2 separate regions of the Mus musculus genome follow, and region 1 is linked to region 2. The links are chromatin loops, found by intact Hi-C in ENCODE. Cell type or tissue: heart. All regions are shown on one strand. Links, peaks and the distances in the headings refer to the core of each region. The heading gives the core; the rest is flanking DNA.

What was found. A loop is a pair of places that touch in the nucleus more often than their neighbours do. Peaks named below come from ENCODE experiments on the same cell type or tissue, not always from the same donor. Only the 100,000 strongest peaks of a DNase experiment are listed, where the experiment ranks them.
Region 1: it touches region 2 in a loop (2.7-fold over the local background); 3 of 42 quality-filtered maps call a loop at or near these places.

The regions. Positions count from the first base shown.
Region 1 is chr15:38,072,092-38,082,165 of GRCm38, reverse strand. Ubr5 (ubiquitin protein ligase E3 component n-recognin 5) reads left to right here and starts at 3,312. Exons shown (of 59, transcript NM_001112721.2): 1 at 3,312-3,802. The coding sequence starts at 3,741. In heart, for the core only: a CTCF peak has its summit at 3,878 (motif pointing left); DNase peaks (open chromatin) are centred at 3,155, 3,855, 5,035 and 7,915; H3K4me3 peaks cover 4,290 bases; H3K27ac peaks cover 2,837 bases.
Region 2 is chr15:38,465,805-38,475,878 of GRCm38, reverse strand. Gm41308 (a long non-coding RNA gene) reads right to left here and starts at 2,651. Exons shown (of 2, transcript XR_001781662.1): 1 at 389-2,651. In heart, for the core only: a CTCF peak has its summit at 5,118; DNase peaks (open chromatin) are centred at 2,158, 3,018, 4,558, 5,288 and 4 weaker places; H3K4me3 peaks cover 3,187 bases; H3K27ac peaks cover 5,674 bases.

The DNA of each region.
Region 1 (10,074 bases), core at 742-8,741, 390 kb after region 2:
AGCCACAGAGGGAGATTCCACAACCCTTTTCTTGTATTCTTAACTCTAAATCACAACCACATGGACAAGGCTGCCAAGTTCTGCTGCTTGATGGGGCTGGAACTTGGCCCGAGTTACATTTGTATTAGCTTCTCTGTTGTTGATGGTTTCCTTTACTGCTCAAGGTTCCCTTTAATTCCTTTTTACAAGTTGGAATCTTACTTGGGTGGGGTATGAGGCCATTATTCCTTCATTCCATTTAGCATCAAGCTTTCCTTTAAAGCCTTTTATCCCTTAAGCCCTGGCCTTAGGCTCTATTGCACTTCCTGGTTCTCCTTTTTCTCCTCAAACTGCACATTTTGTTATTTCCCCTTGTCCAGCCTTTATCATTACATACATTCATAAGAGTGGTAACAGCACAGCCAATACTAGGCAGTATTGAAATCTCTCTGCCAACTTCACTAGTCCAAAACTCTTCAATTTAGCTTCAGGAAGATTTTATGGACTAGAGCATAACATTCTTCACCAAAATATCACAATTATGATCTATAGGCCACATGCTAATAGTATTCCTCTCTAAAACTTCTTGATCTGGGCCCCCACAGTTCAAGTCATCCTCAGCACTGCCTTTCATGTTGCTACTAGAGTGGCCCATTATGCCCTGTTAAAACATCCAACCATTTTTCTAGTCCGAAGTTCCAAAGTCCACATTCTACCAACAAGCAGCATGGTCAGGCAATACCCCATTGCTGGTACCAACTTCTGTCATTGTCTCTGTTCTTCTTCTGTGAAGAGACACCATGACCAAGGCCACTCTTATAAAAGACAGCATTTGGTCAGAAGATTGCTTACAGTTTCAGAGGTTTAGACCATTATCATCATGGCAGAGAACATGGAAGCACAAATATAGACATGGTGCTGTAGAAGTAGCCAAGAGTTCAATATTCTGATCTTCAGGAACATGAGGGTGGGGAGGAAGAGGAAGAGGAGAGGTGAGGCAAAGGAGAAGGATTAGGAAGAGAAGGAGAAGAGGAGGAAGAGGAAAAAGAGGAAGAGGAGGAGAAAGAAGAGGAAGAGGACAAAGGGTGGGGTACCCCCCCCCCCCGAAAAAGGGTTTCTCTGGATAGCTCTGTCTGTCCTTTAACTCACTCTGTAGACCATGCTGGCCTCAAACTCAGAAATTCACCTGCCTCTGCTTCCCAAGTGCTGGGATTAAAGTGTGTGCCACCACTGCCTGGCCGGGGTGGGGCATTTTTATTCAAACCACCACACTGCCACCCCCCAACCTTATTTCTTCATGTAATATATGATTACTACTACATGCTTTGAGTGAGGAGAGAGTCTGAACTTTAGGTACAAAAAACTAGGAGTGGATAAATGAGGCTGGACACATAATGGAAAGGAAGGTGGAGAAGGGAGGTTTGGAAGAAAAAAACATGGCAAAGCGGAGGGGCCCGGTGTGAGCCCTGGTCAAGAGCATCTGAAGCCGACATGCTCAGAGCATCCTTGAGGCTCTCTCTGCCTATGACTTTTCTTAGTTCTCTTGGCTGGAACCATTCCCTCTTTTAACTGCACTCTCGTTGCGTTTATCATGCCTATCTTTTTGGATTGGTTTTACATACTTCTAAATTATTAACTACTAGATGGGAGCTATTATATTGTGAACGGACTCAGAGTCACAACTGCTTTTTGTCTGAGCCTCAGCACTAAGGTGTTTGGGCTCTGGAATCCTTATGCAACAAGGACTTTTTTCCACCTCTCCTAGACAGGGTTTCTCTGTGTGTATTCCTAGCTTTCCTGAACTCACTGTGTAGACCAGGCTGGCTTGGAACAGAAAGATCTCTGCCTACCTCCCTGGAGCATTGAGATTAAAGGTGTGGATCACCACTGCCGGGCTAGCCAGGACATCCTTTGCCTTAGAGTGAGGTGTACTGTACTTGGAGCCATTGGCAGTATAAAGCAGTGCACACAATATGTTAAAAATCTTTCATTATGTGTATGAACTGCTGTGTGCCTGACACATCTTTTTGCTTGACATACAGTATTTAGACCCAGTGTATAACAAAATGCTGTAACTGGGTAAATAATTAAGGCCACTTGGTTAAGTAGCAGAATCAGGACTGAAATTCTACTTTGTCTGACTCTAGAACCAGCAGTGTCCATCACACGGACTTGAGGGGAAAAAAAAATCAAAGTAGCAATTACAGGATGGTTGGTAGTCATGGGATGCAGCGCTTTCAGTGGCTTAACTCACTATTAATTGACTGACACAAGGTCTTACTGTGTAGTTCTAACTGGCCTGGAACTCTTAGATCAGGCTGGCCCACAACTTAAGATGTCTGTCTGCCTCTGTCTTCTGAGTGCTGGGACAAAGGTGTGCATCATTGACCAGCCTTGAACACTTTGTAGTTTATCTAGGTGAAAACTGGAGCTGATGGCCAACTAAAAATTATTCCTTATCTGTCTCATGGTGTACCCAGTAAATCTTGATATCTAATTTTTCATGTATTCTCAAAAGAACTTCCTAAACTAAAGAAGAGAAGAAAACTGCTCTGCTGTGCAATCATTAATGTTGTATACCCGATTTAACGAACGACTGTTACAGACTGGAGAAGAGGCTTCATGCTTTCAGCGGAATTCGATATTTCGAAAGGATCACAGAAAACTTTAAGAGGGAAACTGTACCGGTTCGGGAGTGAGGGTACGCGGAGGAGGAAGAATTTCATAAGTTGTAGTTCTGATACCCCAGGTCACAAGAAATCTCCCTACAACAGATGCATATCATCTTTCATTAAAGTATACACACACACAACCACCCCCATATAAAAACCACACGAATAACTAAAAAGTGGAAATTTCCACGTTGCACGATGGTAGTGCTGATGAAAGCTGCTACACAGTCACTTCCAAGATCCTACTATCAGGTTTTGATAAGGCTCTTACGTAACTGCCTGCCGTAGGAAGCGGAGCATCTCTGGTTCCTCGGGGTACATTTCTCTTAAGTATAAATGCGGCTGGAGGACGAGAAACAACAACAAGCCATTCGCATATGCACAACCATTAGGGATCCGGGAGGAAAAGAAACCCGGCGCGCGTGCCCTTTCGCCCGGCTTCCCGAGCACGTGCTCTCTGGAACACGCCGCCCCGCCCCGGGGGGCCGGGCTCGCGGCCCAGCGCGCCAATAGGCGAGCACCTTACAGCACCGTGGCCCGACAACGTTAAGCGGCCCAATCGCTGGGGCCCGGCCGCCCGTTTCCCGGAGCCCCGCCCCGCGCGCAGAGCCCCGCCCCCGCGGCCCCGCCCTCCGCCCCTCCCCCGCCGATCGGCGCCCAGGCTGCGAGACGGAGAAACTGGGGCAGAAGTGAAGATGGCGGCGGCGGCGCTGGCGGCGGCGGTTCGTCGCCAGTGACGCGCGCTGCGGGCTGCTGTCCCTCCCCGCTCCCCGCGTCCGCCGCGTCCGCCCCGGCACCTCTCCACCCGCCGCTCGCCGCGCTCCGGGCTGCCCTCGTCCGTGCGCGCCGTGGCCGGCCGAGCGGGCGGCGCGTTGATCCGCCCTCCCGCCCGCCGCGCCGGGCCGCCGGGCCGCGGACACACGCTCGGCGGGGAGGCGGCGGTCCCTGCGCGCTCGCGGCCCTCCGTTTGGGGACCGGGAGGAGGAGGCGGTGGCGGCGGCCGTGGGATCCGGGGACGGGAAGGGGATCGGGGGGCCGGACGACAGCGGGAGCGGCTCGTTCCCGGGAGCGGGGCGCGCAGGCGGTACCATGACGTCCATCCATTTCGTGGTCCACCCGCTGCCGGGCACCGAGGACCAGCTCAATGACAGGTAATGGGGCGGGGGAGGGGCACCTCCCTCCTTTTTCCCCTCCCCCACGGCCGCGCCGGGGGCCCTACCGCCCCCTGTAGGCCCGGTGTGGGCCAAACTTGGGAGCCTCGGGCCGCGGGGCGGGGGCCGGCGCGGTGTGGACGCGGCTGCGGTGTAGACGGCCCGGCGCGCTGCCCCCTCCCCCTCCCGCGAGGAGCCTCGTTGAACTCGGCGGAGCCGGGGGCTCCCGGCCCAGGCCCGAGGAATCCATATTAGTCAAAGTTGAATTGAGACAGACAATGCGGATGGGGGATGGTGGAGGTGGAAAAGAGAGGGAAGAGGAGCGGCGGGTTCGGGGGCTCCCGCGAGTCGTGTCCCGGGGGCTGGGTTTCCCCGGGGAGGCGGGGTGGGGGTGGGGGAGAGATTCCCGGCAGACCGCGGGTTGGGAGGGGGAGGAGGGAGGGAGCGCCATGATTATTGTTATTATTATTAGATTTGAGCCCCTGCAGTGAGGTTGACTGCCCCGGGAGGGGAATGAAGTCAGGCGGGGGTTGGGGAAGTGGATTGGATTCCCTTTGCTCTCCTTCCTTCGCCTTGGTACTGCCAAACTGCTCCTGGGCCCCTGCGGTGAGAGCCTTTTTGTTTCCTTTTTTATTCTAATGATAGTGTTTTCTGGAGTTGTAATTTGACAGCTGAAAACCGTGAGTGGAGTGTCAAAGGAAAATTCTTCGGTTTGCAGTTCGCAGTGCTGCTTAACGCGCTGTGAATTTCTGGGTTGGGTTTGTTACGGGCAGAGGAGGAATTTTGATTTAAAATATTTGAAAAATCTCTTAAGGCTGTTTTGATTTGGATTTTTTTCCCCTTCGCTCTGCCACTGTGTCTTACCACTTTAGGATATTGAATTGAGTTGCAGGGCCACATGCTCACTGGGACCTAAGATAAAGCAGGAAAAAAAGTCCCTGTACTGTTGCAAAACAGACTCGGAGGTTGAGGGAGGCCTCCATTAAAGCATGTCTTGAGATCTAGGACTCACATCTAATGATGGGCCAAATGTTTACAGGTCGGAAAGTGGATCGTTTTAAGCTTCCTTCTCCCCGCATACGTCGCTGCTGGCCCATATTTCTTTTGCGTGTGGAAGGCCATCAAGTTTAGATTCAAGGTGTAATTTTTGCTAAGTGACCGGGTGACTTACGTTGTGTGACGCCCAGTTTGTCATGCTCTTCCCGGAGAGAGGAAGAGACCTAGCTTGGCCTCTAATGTGTGAGTGTTACCTTTACCTTGGTCTGGCAGCTTTTAGATCCTGGGCTGGCAGTCTAGTTTCTGGCTTGGGGTGGGGATTTGTCTAATCTTTACTGTAGCCTATTGTTTAAATACATGTTTGTAAAACTCAAAATGCCTGTTGAAAAGATCAACTACGAGCCGGGCGTGGTGGCGCACGCCTTTAATCCCAGCACTCGGGAGGCAGAGGCAGGCGGATTTCTGAGTTCGAGGCCAGCCTGGTCTACAAAGTGAGCTCCAGGACAGCCAGGGCTATACAGAGAAACCCTGTCTCGAAAAACCAAAAAAAAAAAAAAAAAATCAACTACTTGGAGTTGTCTTATAGTTAACAATTTTTTAATTTAAACATTTTGTTATAGGATCCTTACTCTGACTTACTTTCATTAGAGATGCTTACAACTTCAACAGAAGGCTTGGGGGGGGGGTGTAAATCTTAGAATCAGATTAGTGGGGAGGAAAGCTCTACTGCCATTTAGAGAAGTGTGTTGGTCATGTTTGAGTCATTTTGCTTGTAACTTTGAAATTTGCACCAGAGAAGTAGGGCATGCTTTTTGTGGTGGTCCTAACTTTATGTACCAAGAATTTTAGTGTATTTATTGAGAGTGCATGCCAAGATCTTAGTCTTTGTGCTACCAATCTTCTATTTATTATTTACTTATGTAGGCAGAATCCTGGCTGGCCTAGAATTCACTACGTATCTGTAGGATAATGACCTTGCACTTCCTACCCTACTGCCTCTACCTCCCCAGTTCAGTGATTACAGGCCTGAGCCACCACACCCAGTTTACCTGGGGAATAGAATCCAGGGCTTCCTGCTTCCAGACAGATACTTTACTAACTGTCCTATATCTCCTGTGTGTGTTGGACCTTTTGAATCACTTCTTAGTTTTTTGTTTTTGTTTTTTGAGACAGGGTTTCTCTGTAGTCCTGGCTGCCCTGGAACTCACTCTGTAGACCAGGCTGGCCTCGAGCACAGAAATCCGCCTGCCTCTGCCTCCCAAGTGCTGGGATCAAAGGCGGGCCCCACCACTGCCTCACTTAGTGTTTTTTTGTTTTTAAACTTCAGGTGTTTGAGAAATTTACACACAGGATCTTTTTAAAAATCTGTTATTTTCCGAGTCTCAGCTTTTCCTAAAGCCCATGTACTGTATTAAGAATATTTAGGTACTTGCTTGTGACTTTGTTGTCGGAGTGCACACTTTGTGTGTGTGTATCTGTGTCTGTCTATCTAGATAAGTAGACGGGCAGACAGTGTCTCTGTTGCCCAGGCTGGGTTGATTGACAATCTTCTTGCCTTAGCCTCCTGGTTGCTGGGATTATGGACGTGTGCAGCAACGCTTGGGCTGAGTCCTTAGTTTGTTTTTATTTTATGTGTATATGTGAGTGCCTGCATGTATCCATCAGTACCATGTGTGCAGCTGGTGTAGGAGGAGGTCAGAATAGGGTGTCAGATCCCCGGATTGGAGATTGAATACTGTGAGCTGCTGGATACGGGTGATGAAATGGACCCACAACCTCAGCAAAAGCAGCAAGTGTTGTTAACTGCTGCGCCATCTTTTTAGGCCCCTGGCACGAGTGTTTTATGAAGTAAGGGAAAAGACAAGTGACTTTCACTTAAAATATGATTGTTAAGGTGGTAGATAAGTAAAACTAGGGAAGTGCATTAGGTAAGACCGGAGACCTGTTACTGTGATGCTTAGCTGTAGAGTTCATGGCCTGAGGTAGTTGGTTTGTGGCAGAAGAGTCCATTTTTATTTAAATGTTGCTTCTGGAAATGGAATTTGGACCCCCATGGTTCGTAGGTAGTACTTTACCTACAGAGCCATTCCCCAGCCTCCCAGTGAATTTGTGTTAGTTCCTGTTGAAGCCCAAGGACTAAAGGGAAATCTGGAAGTACCGCCTTGGAGAACGCCTGAGAAGTGAGAAGTTGTAGGTCATTCTCCTCACAGTGAGCTGAAGGGATTTACAGAATGGAACCAGAGATGGACTGTGAGCTACAGTTGAAACATGCACGGTGGGTGGGGTACCGCCGCCTGGACCCTTTCCCACTTGGTTTGGTTGGACTACAGGCACCTCAGCCTTAGCACGCACACCTGTCCCAGAAGTGCAGTGTTTTTACTCATTGCTAGAAATTTATTTGCTAATTACATATTCTGTGTAATATATAACAAACCAGTTCTATTTAACATTTTCAAAGCCATTTAAAAATATGTGTGTATGTGAGTGCGCCACACAGCACAGTGGTGGAGTGAGGTCAGAGGAACACCTGCCCTTACAGTTTGGGTTCTGGGAATCTTGTCAGGCAAGGATCTTTACCCAGTGAACCATCTTATCTGGTTCACCAAAAAATATTTTTAAATGCTTATGATGTGTGTGTAAGAGTGAGCGCCACAGGATGTGTGTGGAGGCTCACAGGACTCTGTTCTCCATTTCTGCTGTGGGTTCCAGGGAACAAACTGAGGTCATTAGGAGATCATACGCTTGCTGAACCTGGGCACCAGGACCCCAACAAGATTTTATACAGTCCATATGTATATGTGGCATGTACTTTCTTTGTGGTGAGTTGATTTCACCTTTAAAGAGCAAAATTATTGGAAGTGTATTCAGTCAGCAGACTTTGGTATTCTGGAGTTTGACAGCTTATGCCCAACACCTTTTTTTTTTCTTGGTCTGAGAATTGACTTTCTTAACCTCTCCCTAGTGCTCGGCCTTTTACAAAAAGGGATGTGGATATGACATAACTTGTTCTCAAAATACTCCTTAGGGTATTAATACAAAGCAGTTCTCATCGTGCACAGGATTCCTGAGAGTGTGGCTTTTGCAGTGTAATGTGTTGTGTAATCAGGTGTGATTAGGCTTGTTGGTCATGCCACCAGGGTTCTCTGATAGCTTCTCTCTCCGGGGGCTGAAAAGGTACAAGATAGAATAGGCAGGAATTTGAAACTGGTAGGCTGAGTGCTTGTCTCAAGGTCAGGGAAGAGCAGTTGAGATAGTGAATGAGAAAACCACAAATATTAGTCTGGAAAATATTATGAAGCAATGGCTACTTTTGATTGTTTTTATATGACTGTGTGGTATTCATGCAAAAAAATTGCAAGAACCCAAGTTGTCCTAGAGTGCCCTCTCCCACGATCTTCCTCCCCTTCCCTTCTCCAGGGTGGGAGACTTGACCCCAGGCACTTGAGAATGTGAGCGAGGTAAGTGCCAGACCCCTGAGCTCCATCTCCATCCAGCCCCTGAAAATATCTCTAGTATTTAATGGAAAACAGTATGGGCACCGAGGCTCCTGGCCAGCAGTCCTGGGAGTGAGGCCTGATCACAGCAGCTTTGAGGCCAGCCTACTCTAATTTTGGGTTCCAGGATACTTGACTCAGTGAGACCCTGTCTTGAACAAACAAAACTCTAGACTCTTAGTCTTAAGCCTGCCATTTCAGCTGACAGCAGTTTTAGCTTTCCAGCCTGGCAGTATGTGCAGACATTTTCATTTCTACATGTTAGAGCTTAGCAGTGAGTCCCCAGCCTGCAGGCAGCTGAGCACGGGCTCTACCTCTCACTTGGACTCTCTGAGCTAGGACATTGCTCCTGGCCTCTAGTGGCTCTAGGCCAGAGACTCTGAGACTCTCTGTAAAGAACAGGACTGTGCCCACAGCCTGGAATCATAATTCAAAACGTCAACTATGTGAGGTGGAGACACCTGGGTTGGGGTTATCTTCAGTACAGATTAGACTAAAGAACAGAAGTGACTTTCATGAAAAAACCAGGCTAAGTTAGTCTCAAAACATGATCATTGAAAGCTAGTTCAAATTGAAGTTGGTGAGTAGACAGATTTCAAGTTATCTGAAGACCACAGGTAGCTATTCTTTTTTTTTTTTAAAGATTTATTTATTTATTATATGTAAGTACACTGTAGCTGTCTTCAGACACTCCAGAAGAGGGAGTCAGATCTCGTTACGGATGGTTGTGAGCCACCATGTGGTTGCTGGGATTTGAACTCCGGACCTTCGGAAGAGCAGTCGGGTGCTCTTACCCACTGAGCCATCTCACCAGCCCCACAGGTAGCTATTCTTATTCCATTTAGGACAATGCAGTTAAAATGGTCCATTGGAGTACTTGTGCCAAGAATTAGGGATTGGCTACGTGTAACAAGCTAAGCGTAAACATTTTTAGGACTGTTGGTTTTATGTCTTTGTGCTCCTAGGAGCCGTGAGGGATGGACAAAGGTGGTGGTGGGTAGAGATTAAAACTGCCTGAAATGTTAGTAGTCTATGTCCCCAAATAATAATACCCAAGTTTTAGGCAGTGAGTTACATTAGAATGCTATATAATTCCCAGGAAATCTCATTGATGACTGAGATTCTTATCTAGAAATACTAGAAACATTGTGAAGAAAAGGAGAAATCACGTGTAATAAATGGATTAAAGGTAGTTGCTTAAAGGAGAGATTGAAAATTGTAGAATAGGAAAACAAGAAGTTGAAAAGACAAATGGATAGATTGGCTTACAGCTCAAGAAGTTTGTTACTGAGTCATAGACCTGGGCAGGGACACACTAGTGAAAAAAATGTATAGGCAGGGCCTGCTGCAGTACGTTGGGCGTGAGCAGGTGGGATGGGAGGGGTTCCTTAGCCGTTATGGTTACTTACAGAATAGGCTCTAAAGGGATAAGCAGTGGCTCCCCTCCCTTTTTTTTTTTTTTTTCCTGAGACAAGGTCTCAAGCCTTGGCTGCCTTGAAACTCACAGAGATCCCCCTGACTCTGCCTTCTGAGTCCTTGGATTAATCGCACGTGGGGCCTCTAAGTACCCTGTTTTGAGACAGAGTATCAGTATGTATGACTTTCAGGCCGGCCTTTAACATTTTATACTTTTGCTTCTGTCTCTGGAGTATTCCAGTCTCAAACTTACTTTGTAGCCAAGAATGACCTTGCCTTTATTTCCTCTAGCCTCCTCCCAGGAGATTTATAGGCGTAAGTTACTACATCTAAGTTTTCCTTATGCAAACCCAGGATTTTCTTGTG
Region 2 (10,074 bases), core at 950-8,949:
ACCCCATCACCTCTCACCCCCTCCACCACCAACACCCCTTATTTTTAATTGTGTGAATTTATGTGCATCTGGGCATGGCCTGGTGCATGTGGTACCTGTGAGGGCTTAAGTTGGATTCCCTAGCACTGTGGTTGCAAGTAGTTCTGAGCCACCTGGTCTCAGTGATGGGGCTGCGCTGGGATTCCCCTGCCAGAGCGGTGTGTGCTTAACTACTGAGCCACCTAACCTCCAGTCACACCCTTTTGAGGAGACAATTGAGGCATGTTGATGGGAGTGGTGGGCTCTTTGGTACACCCCTCCTCCCTGCACGGCATCTCCTTAACTGCAGGATTCCCAGACAGAATGGCACTTGTTTGGAATGACAGGAGCTTTCAGACATCCTACTTACCTTTATACAGAGATTTCATTGCGGAGATGCTATAATTCCAACCTTTGAGTGTGCTGAGGAAGCACTGAAGATGTGCAGGCATCTAAAGAGGTAAGTTGGGAAATCATTTGGCTTAGCACACAAGAATCAGACATACCTGTCAAACTCTAGCAAATTTTAAGGATGGGTAAGGTATAGATGATACCTAACAAGGGAACTGAGAAGAAAAACCATATGTTGATTAATGTACGGTGTTTAAATGCAGAGGGCGCCTTGAGTGGATAGGAAAGGCACACAGAATAGTCATAAGATTAACTGAATGAAAATCCCAGAGCCAGGGATGGGGGTGGGGGGAGCTGGGTAAGCCCCAGAGGCTCCTAAACAATTTGAGATATCGCCATTCTTGCTGGCTGCATATGAGAACAAGGTGGTAAAACCCATTACAGGAGATGTGGGATGTTTTAGCTGCATGTGGCAAAGCCAAGCTGGGACTGGGCTGGAAGGCTCTGCCCAAGCCAGCAGTCAGTAAGTCACGCCACTGCTTTCCTTCAAAAGTCCATGCAAACGTTCCAGTGCTAAGGTTAGTCCTGAAGGGAATCCAGGTGGCCAGGAAACCTGGGTTGGTCTACTGGCCTTAAAGTGGCAAACTGGGAGTGGAGAAGGCAGTCTGTCCACATTCCCAAACTCCAACCAAACTGCCCAGCACTAGACCACGAGAGGCAAGCTGAACAGCTGGGGGAAGCCTTGTTCACTCCATCTGCCTCTCCGTTAGCATGGAAGTTAGTGCAGGTCCAAACCACAAAAACACTCTGGAAAACAAAAAAGACTTCTTTATTATAAAAACCCATCTGCCCTGAACTGACATGCAGCTGGTTGCTGGCACGTATTTGTCCTACTCAGTGTGAACAGTCATACATTCTACTGTAGAAATGGGGCGTGTTTGATTTCTGGGTATTGTCCCAGACAGTGCTGTGAGAAGGACATCTGTAGGTCACTATGAACAGTACTCCATCCTCATCCACCTCAGATTCTAGTTAACCTGGCTGGTCAGTGGGCCATTTTACTGTCAGCTTTGTAGGTGCTCACAACCAGGGAACCACATAGAAACATTAGCATGGTAAAAATAAATAAATAAATAAATAAATAATACAATTTTAAAAATGGTGATTCTAGCTGGGTAAGTCTTGATCCTATTTCTATAGAAACAAATGTTTTTTGAGCATCCACATGACTAAAAACGTCTCTGGATTTTTCCTAAACCAATCATCTAGGAGTGTCCGATGGCAAATACCTGTAATCACAGAGCTCAGATGCTCAGGCAAGGAGGATCCAGAGTTCAAGGCCAGCCTGGGCTATATAAGACCCTGTATAAAAACAAAAACATACATATAAATTTGCAGAGAGCTTTTTCTAGAAAAAAATAGGCATAACTTCGTCACCTTTCAAAATGTCCTGTAACGCGCACGGCTCATTTTTTAATCTAGTTATTTTCTTCCTTTTTCCCTAAGATGATGGTGACCCTTCTCCCCAGTTTAGGTCGACAGGGTATCTGCGTAGTTCTGAGGCCTTACCAGCAGAGGGCGCTGCGCCCGCGGGCTCGGGGCGGGGCCGGGCGCGCTTTTCTCCCCAGCAACAGGGGCCCCGCGGCGCTCGGGGGCGCGGCCTGGAGGCTTCCCCAGCCCCGCCCCTCCCCGCCCTGGTGCCCCAGGAGCGCCCTGCTGGGGCGTTGCCTGCCTCGCGGCGACCTCGCCCCTGCCGACTGGGGCACGGCAGGGCTGGGGACCACTCCCGTGCCTGCCCCTGGCGCAGCCTTCCCACCCGCTGGCCGGGCTGCATCTGGCTCGCACTTTGGAGCCGGATGGGGAGACGTGACCGCCGAGACTCAGGGCGCGCCAGGGACGGGTGGGGGAGGTTGAGCTTTGGGGCACCTGGGGCAGTTCGCGTTCCTCGGGGAGGGGAAACGGGCGCCCCAGCTCCCAGCTCTGCGTCCCCGCGTGCATTCTCCAAGAACGAGCTTAGCTTTTGGTTCCTCTTCCCGCTTCAGAGCCTTGCCTGGGATGGGGGCCAGGCCACAGGTCCTGCCCACAGTCACTAGACGAGTAAGAATTATTGCACTGGACTAGATGGACTTCATGCATTGCAGTAAATCTGACGGTGGGGGCTGAGTCCCTCAATTTCCTAATCTACAATTTGAGAACCTGAACTGTCCCGCCCATCCATCTACCCCGACCTGCAAATCCAAACACCGAGAGGTTTTCGGACCCGGGGCGAGGCGGGGGGGGGGGGGGGGGGTGCAATTGCCAGAATGCCTACCATCAGCTTCCAAGGAAGTCTAGCTATAACAAGGCATTTCCCAAGGACCTTGACAGTTCGCTTGCCCTCTACCCTCCCTGCCTCTCTCATCCCTCAGGGGAAAAAAAAACTACTGTGTGCTAGCTGCTTTTCAATCACAGGCTTTCTTGAGTTCAACACCAAACTCCTTGGGATTAGGGACCTATACCAGCAAAGCAAAAAGTCCCAAGACCTTAGAGCCAAAGGTCACTGAGTTGTCCTGTTTGTTTTAATACTGGCTGGTCCCAGTTCCAGCTTGGCCATTTGCTGCCCTCCTAGGGTTAGTGCCCTCCTAGGGCCTGTTTCTTAAGCTGACAAACGGAAACCACACTGCTTGGTTGTGACCAGATCTGGGGCACATGAGGAACTTTCTCCGTTTGCAGACCATGAGTCCTTTCAATATGTCAAGCAGTTCTTCCTGTAGTGCTTGAGCCTTCACACTTAGTAACCAGTGTCCTCTGCCTTGCAGCAGAGCAGCCTAATTAAGCCACATTTAAATACGGTGATATCTTTAGCCCAGTGGACAGGAAGTGGGGTAAACTCGGGGAAGCCTCTAAAATTTCAAAGTTACTAGTAAATCAGGATCAAGGGAAAATTGTCCAACCCTGTGCTGAACACTGATGGAGAATTTACCGCAAGATTCCCAGCTCCCACCCTCTGTACCTGGTGCCTAAGAATGCATGGGGGTGTGACTTGACTGCCATTGTCATAGGGGGTTAACCCCCCAGGGAGGTTCACAGTTTATCACCGCCAGAAGGCTATCTTAGGTGCCTTCCTGTTAGAACCTTTGGCTTCAGCAGCAGGGCGCATGCCTGGCAAAAACATAAGTCACGGGGAGTCCAAATGTTCCTGTCGGCCTCCTAGCTCCCATACCGTCTTACCAGAGATGAGGACTCCGAAGGCCAGGAGATCCAGCTCTAAGTTCCCGGCTGACACCGACTTGGTGGTGACTCACCTCAATCAGTGGGTCCGTGAGACCATATTTTCAGGAGGGAAGTCTCATGCCACACCTGTACAGTTTCCAAAGCACCTCTAAATAATTCCAAAGTGCTGTCAGTTGAGACCTGATGGTGTAGGTCAGTACAGTGACTGAAGGACAGAACAGGAAAAGTGTGAAGTATGGACTAAAAAGGATCGATCTGCGATCTGCACTCGGCGCCAAGTCATAAAAAGACATCCAAAGCTGAGGTTCCTGCAGCCGTGGCTGAGCAGGACGTGGGGTTCTTGGAAGGGACCCATCTGGGAATGCACGTGACTACCTGCCAGGGGCAGTGGGCAGACTGGAGTTTGCTCCAGGTCCTTCTGGGGCACCGTGGTGATTCTAAGTGCCACATCTATGCTGCTAGGCTGGAGCAGCTAATGCTCTGGGGTTCCGAGCAAAAGGGACTGCTTGCTGATTCTAAAATTTACCCTCCCGTTTCCTAGGGCGTTTAGGTGTTTGGAATGCCTTTCCTCCACCTGTCCACATTTCTACCAAAGCCCCCACCTTAACGCCAGCCCACCAGGGTTTCTGCGGCTGTGTTCCACACAGACCTCCGCCCCTTCCCATGACTACTTCGGGTGCAGGTTATCCTGTATGTGCATGCCTATGAAATCCTATTTCATCTTGCAGTATTGCCCTATCTGGGGTGGAAAGCCTTGCATTGAGGCTCCTCAAGTATCTTTAGAGCATTTGTCCCAGTTTAGGACAGGGTGGACACCACACAGACAATCCCTCCAGATCCACACCCTTTTCTGAGAATTCTCTGACCCCTGGCTGCATTTCCTGAGTGCCACAGGGCCTTGTGGCCAGCCATCATTGACAGGAAAGATCTGGAGCCAGGCTCTGAGCCAGCAAGTGGTGTCCACAGCCGCAGTGTGGCTTCCCTAGAGAGGGCTAGGGTAAGAGTGAGGCCAGGAAGGCACGGATCCAGTCCCCGGTGTGCTGCTGCTCTGCTCTTCCCAAACAGACCTTCAAGTCTAAAGACGGGACCAAACACCAGCGACCTTGGGTAACACCCCAGCCAGTGGACACCTAGGAACAGTTTTGTCCATCTGTCTCTGTGTGTGTCTTGGTCGCTCGCAGAAGGCTGCGCTGCAGGTGGCTCGAGCAGCTGCCAGCCATGCGGCTCCCCGCTGCAGTGCCCGCCCGCGCCCCAGCCTTTTCATGGGGGTTTTCCGGCTCCGGGCGCCCCAAAGCCACCCGGGCCGCGCACAGCTTTCTGATGAGTCAGCAGCAGCCGGGAGCCTCGAGCCGCTGCGGGCATCTGCTCCGTGACGCATCGTGAGTCACGGGCGCCCCGGCAGCCGCAGCCCGCCAGCTTCGCTGCAGCGCCGTCCCTACGGCGCCCACCGGGCCGGGCGCCCGCACCCGCACCGTGCATCTCCTTGGCTTCCCCGGCGCGGCCGGGCTCCAGGCTGACATCAGACGCTGGCCGCCAGGCCACCCTCTGAGTCAACAGTTTCCGAAGCGCAGCTTGCTGCCAGGGGCGGGGGAGAGCACAGCCTCCCGGGGAGGCGCGGTCCTCACCAGTCCGGCTGCGGCGGAGGGCGGAGGTGGGAGGTGGGTGGGGACTAACGGGGCCTTTACCAGAAGTCATGAGGCCGAGGGAGAAGGGAGGGCCAATGTCACCCCGCGGGGTAGCTGGGCGCCTTGGAAGCCCGCTGCCCCGGGCCACAAGCTGCAGCCCGCCCTGGGTGGCGAGGCTAGATCCGCCCCGAGGGCGGGAGGAGAGGAAAGGCGGGTCCTTGCTGGGAAAGGCCCCAGGCCAAGTTTCTAGAAGCAGGAAATGGACTGCCCTGGGAGACCTCTCTCAGCCCTTGGGTGCCAGGGGACCACTAAGGCTGAGACTTGGCCTCCAGCCCTTTGCTGGGGTCAGCTTTGAATAAGGCCTACTGCTGGGGGCCTGGCCTTGCTTGTTTAGGATCATACCAGAAGGGCTGGGGCCTCACTCACCTTACTCTCCGTGGGTTGCAGACCCTGTAGTCAACTGGGGAGGTAGGGAGGCACCCTTCCTCAGCTAAAGGAGATGAATGTACAAAGATAAATCGTTTCCAGGCCCTGGTATTAGCTGGCAGGTGGCTTTCCTGTTAATCGGGGCAGTAATGCTATGATTGAAAGGCACGAAAAAGAAGAGAAGAATTATGGGAATATGTAAAAAAAAAAAAAAAAATCACTGGAGGACTTAATTCTTCATCCCAAAGCAAGTTTCCAAAAGCTGAGGATGTGGCTTGGTGGTAGAGTGTTTGCCTACTGCAGGTCTAGTTCTTAGGAGTGTGTGTGTGTGTGTGTGTGTGTGTGTGTGTGTGTGTGTGTGTGTGGGGAGTGGGGGGATGGATTAAACTTTCCACTGAAGCCCTACATTTGTAGAATAATCTGGCCTTCCAATGGGTAGCAAGGCTAGGCATGTCTGGGTGCTTTGAGCTGCCTCCGCGTCTGCCCAGTAGCCAATCAGAGAGGCGGCTCTGTGTCTGGGAGGCACAAGGAAAGCAAAACATGAGCTCTGGGGACAGAAGATGATGCTTCGTGGTAGAATACTTACCCAGAAGGCACAAGGCCTAACTCTTCTCCAGCCAGAAATGGAACAGTCAAGGAAAAACCATAAGAAACATGCACCTTCTGGAAGCTTCTCTAACTCCAGCAGTTTTCCCTTACCAGGGCAAACAGGAAGGCAGGGTGAGGAGGAGCCAGGACACGGAGGACAGCAAATGTCTACAGGCGCTTGGTTTTCTCCCCTAGACCCGCGCCTCTAAGATCCATCTGGGACCGGGATGAGTAAGACTGTGGGCCCCAGCGGGAGTTCATGCTGAGCCGCTTTCCTGGATTTCACTTGCTGTTTTTCTCAGAGCCACCACTTAATTAATGGTGCCAGTCTGGGGAGGGAGGTGTCTGTGTCTCCCCTTGTAGGCAGGAGCAGGACAACAGCTGGGCTTTCAGAACCAGTCTGGATCTGTCCTGGCAAAACGTCATTGATGTCTTGACAGGGACTGTGTGAGCTTCCCCTTGCCCTGGGAGACTTTCACCTAGACTTCAGGCAGGGTGCACCTACTGCGTTTGGGCAGCCTTTTCCCCAGTGTGCTTTTCAAGGGTGGGCGGCTCATTTCTGACAATCCAATCTAGTTGGAAATAGCATTGAACTAGACTTCTAGGAAGTGTTCCCCCACCCCCCATCCCCTACCCACCCTCCTCATCCTCCTCCTCCTCCTCCTCCTCCTCCTCCTCCTCCTCCTTCTTCTTCTTTTTTCCTGAAGAAGACTTAAGAATGGCAGCTCTTGGGAAACAAAGGTGTCTAATTTGCTGATCTGGGACCAGACGTGACATCAGAGGAAGAAATAGTGTCCAGAGATGGTCTGGAAAGTGGGAGGGGTCAAGGCCCTAGGTCGCCCTTCAGGGAACATCGTGGGCTGGATCACTGAGGGTTCGCTTTGGATCAAGTGTAGGTGTAAGAAAGACTGCACAACTTGTAGCTTCTGCATTATCCAGGCTCAGAGCCCAAGCTCTTTGGAAGCAGCTTCTCCCACTTCTGCCTTGGGCCCAGCCCAGGTGACACTTACCTACTCTGTGTAGAGCTGTTTGCTCCAGTAAGTTTGAATGGCCCTGAGACCTCCACATGACTCCTAACATGCCTGGCTTGCCCTGCTGTGTTTCATGTTCCGAGAAGAAAGAACTTCATCTGTGCAGCTCACTCTTGCCGGGCCTCCTGGAGGAAGTGAGTTAGCTGCCAGCTCTGGCCCCCTCTTGCCTGCAATCTGCCCTTGGAAGCATTCTTTGTTTCTGACAGAGCTTCCTCTTTGCTGTGACTGCTTACAAGACAACCTTATCTGGGCCTTTGAACCCCACCAACTCTTCCTTGTCTGATCAAACAGCCCAGCATTTTCCACTTCACCGTTGACCACAGTGACCAATCAAATCAGAGAGCTAGATGCTTACCTATGTAGTTGGATCCAGGGCAGGGAGCCAGTGCAATGTGGCTGCACCTCACCGATACTCAGCCCTTCAGGAGCATAGTGAGCCTGGCCCGCTGAGCTCACTAGCTGTGGTAAAGGGCCAGTGTAAGTCTACATCTTGAAAATGAAGGGAGGGTGGGGGTGCTACTAAATTTTAATTATAAGATTCCTGGGGCTAGGTTGTAGCTAACTAGGAAATCATGGGTTCAGCATATGCAAGACCCCATCACCCCTATTATTATTATTATTACTATCATTAACAGTATTATTCTATAATACTGTTAATGATAGTAATAATAATGTAAAAGTGCAGTTGCTCGTATGCACAATAAAGGGCTTCTCAAGAACAAGTGTGTTAAGGCTGAGATAAACTATGAGATAACTGGCCAGGCAGTGGTGGTGCACGCCTTTAATCCCAGCACTTGGGAGGCAGAGGCAGGCAAATTTCTGAGTTCGAGGCCAGCCTGGTCTACAAAGTGAGTTCCAGGACAGCCAGGGCTACACAGAGAAACCGTCTCGAAAAAACCAAACAAACAAAAACTATGAGACAACTGAATTTCTGATAGTCACATGGCAAAAGTCTACATCGCCACAGATGTTAGAAGTGATGATTGAGGGGACAGGTCTGCCTCCGAAGGGTTGGGGTCCCTGCTTAGTGTTTGCCACCCCACTAGAATTCTGCTGTCAGACTTGACTATCTAATGAAGTAGACAGGCAGTGTCCCTTCATAAACAAGCGCTGTCACCTTGGGCCATGTGCTTTTTTTTTGAGCCATGGTTTTTGCTTTTCTGTTATTTTTTTTTTATTTATTTACATGGGTGTCTTGCCTGTACTATGTGTAGTACCTTTAAAGGCTAGAAGAGGTGTTGATTCTCAGAACTGGAGTTCCAAACAGTTGTGAGCTACCATGTGGGTGCTGGGAACTGGGTTCACTGGGAGAGCAATGTCCTTGACTGATGGACCAGCTCTACAGCCTGTTTTTGCTTTGTTAACTTGTAAAACAGAGATAATTTGTTTTACGTAAAAGAGAAAAACAATACTCTACTCACAGTCTTTGACCACATGTTGGGATTTTCCACAATAACCAGTTCTCCAGCACCAGCTAGGGCACTGCAGTTAAAATTCTTTTCTGACACTGTCTACCAGGAATGAAGTCAGGTCCTATAAGTTAAAGGCTCAGTATTATAAAATTGTGCCCTCCTTCAGATACCAATAGGAGACTCACTTCCAGAATGTCTACCAGCTGGTCTATAAGCTGACCCCTTCTGAGGCGTGATCACAAACTCAGGCAAGCATCCGCATGTGTCTGTTTAAAGGGATTAAAGGGTGGGGGCAAGGGTTATAAGGGACTCTCAAGACCACACATCAAGAACACAGATGAACTCCGGTGGAAAAGGTGTGTAGAGCTAAGTACAAAGAAAGCGATGGTGAATGTGCATGCCTTTGTTGACTTTAGGCCTGCAGCATCCCCTGGAACTCTCCCGTGCTCACTGTCCAGGGATTTCTCAGAGAGCCTTCACTGCCATTACAGGCTTCATTATTGCCTGTGTTTCCAGCTGCAACTGAAAGTCCCAACTTCCAATCACGGCCTGGACTCTCTGGAGAGCAGCTCCTGAGACTGCAAGACTCCTTAGAAGAAAAGACATTTATAGAACCCAGAAAATTCCCAAGTGGCAGGAGAGAAATACTGTCACCAATGCCATCCAAGAAAGGATAAGCCTTCAGAGCTTTGTGCTAGGAGCAATGGACAGAGACTCTGTGTGTGTGTGTGTGTGTGTGTGTGTGTGTGTGTGTGTGTGTGTGCGCGCGCGCGCGCACGCGTGTGTGTTTTAAAGAAAAGAAAACATGTGTTGAGGCATATATCTCATGCCTGGTGCCTGCAGAGGCCAGAAGGTTCTGGATCCCCTGAAACAGGAGTTATAGATGGCTTTTAAATGCCATGTGGGTTCTGGGAACTGAATCCTTGGTTCTCTGGAAGGGCAGCTAGTGCTCTTAACCACTGAGGCATCTCTCTAGCCCCAAATATATATCTTGTAATAGCTCTTGTGAGAACCATAGAAGTTCCATGATGATCTAGTGGACACTTAATAATTGCTTAAAAACTACTCATATGGCTGGGCACACCTTAAATCCCAGCACTCAGGAGGTAGAGATAGAGACAGAGGCAGGAGAATCCCTGTGAGTTCCAGGCCAGCCTTGTCACGGGTCTAGTTCCAAGACAGCCAGAGAAACCCTGTTTTGAAAAATACAGCAAACAAACAAAAAGACCCAACAAAAGCAATTTAAGGACAAAGGTTTATTTTGGCTTTTAGGGTGCAGTGGGTCTTGGTGGAGAAGTCATGGACCCAGAAAGAAGAGGCAGCTGGTCACATTGTACCCATAGTCCAGAAGCAGGAGCTGAAGGCAGCTGGTCACATTGTACCCATAGGCCAGAAGCAGGAACTGAAGGC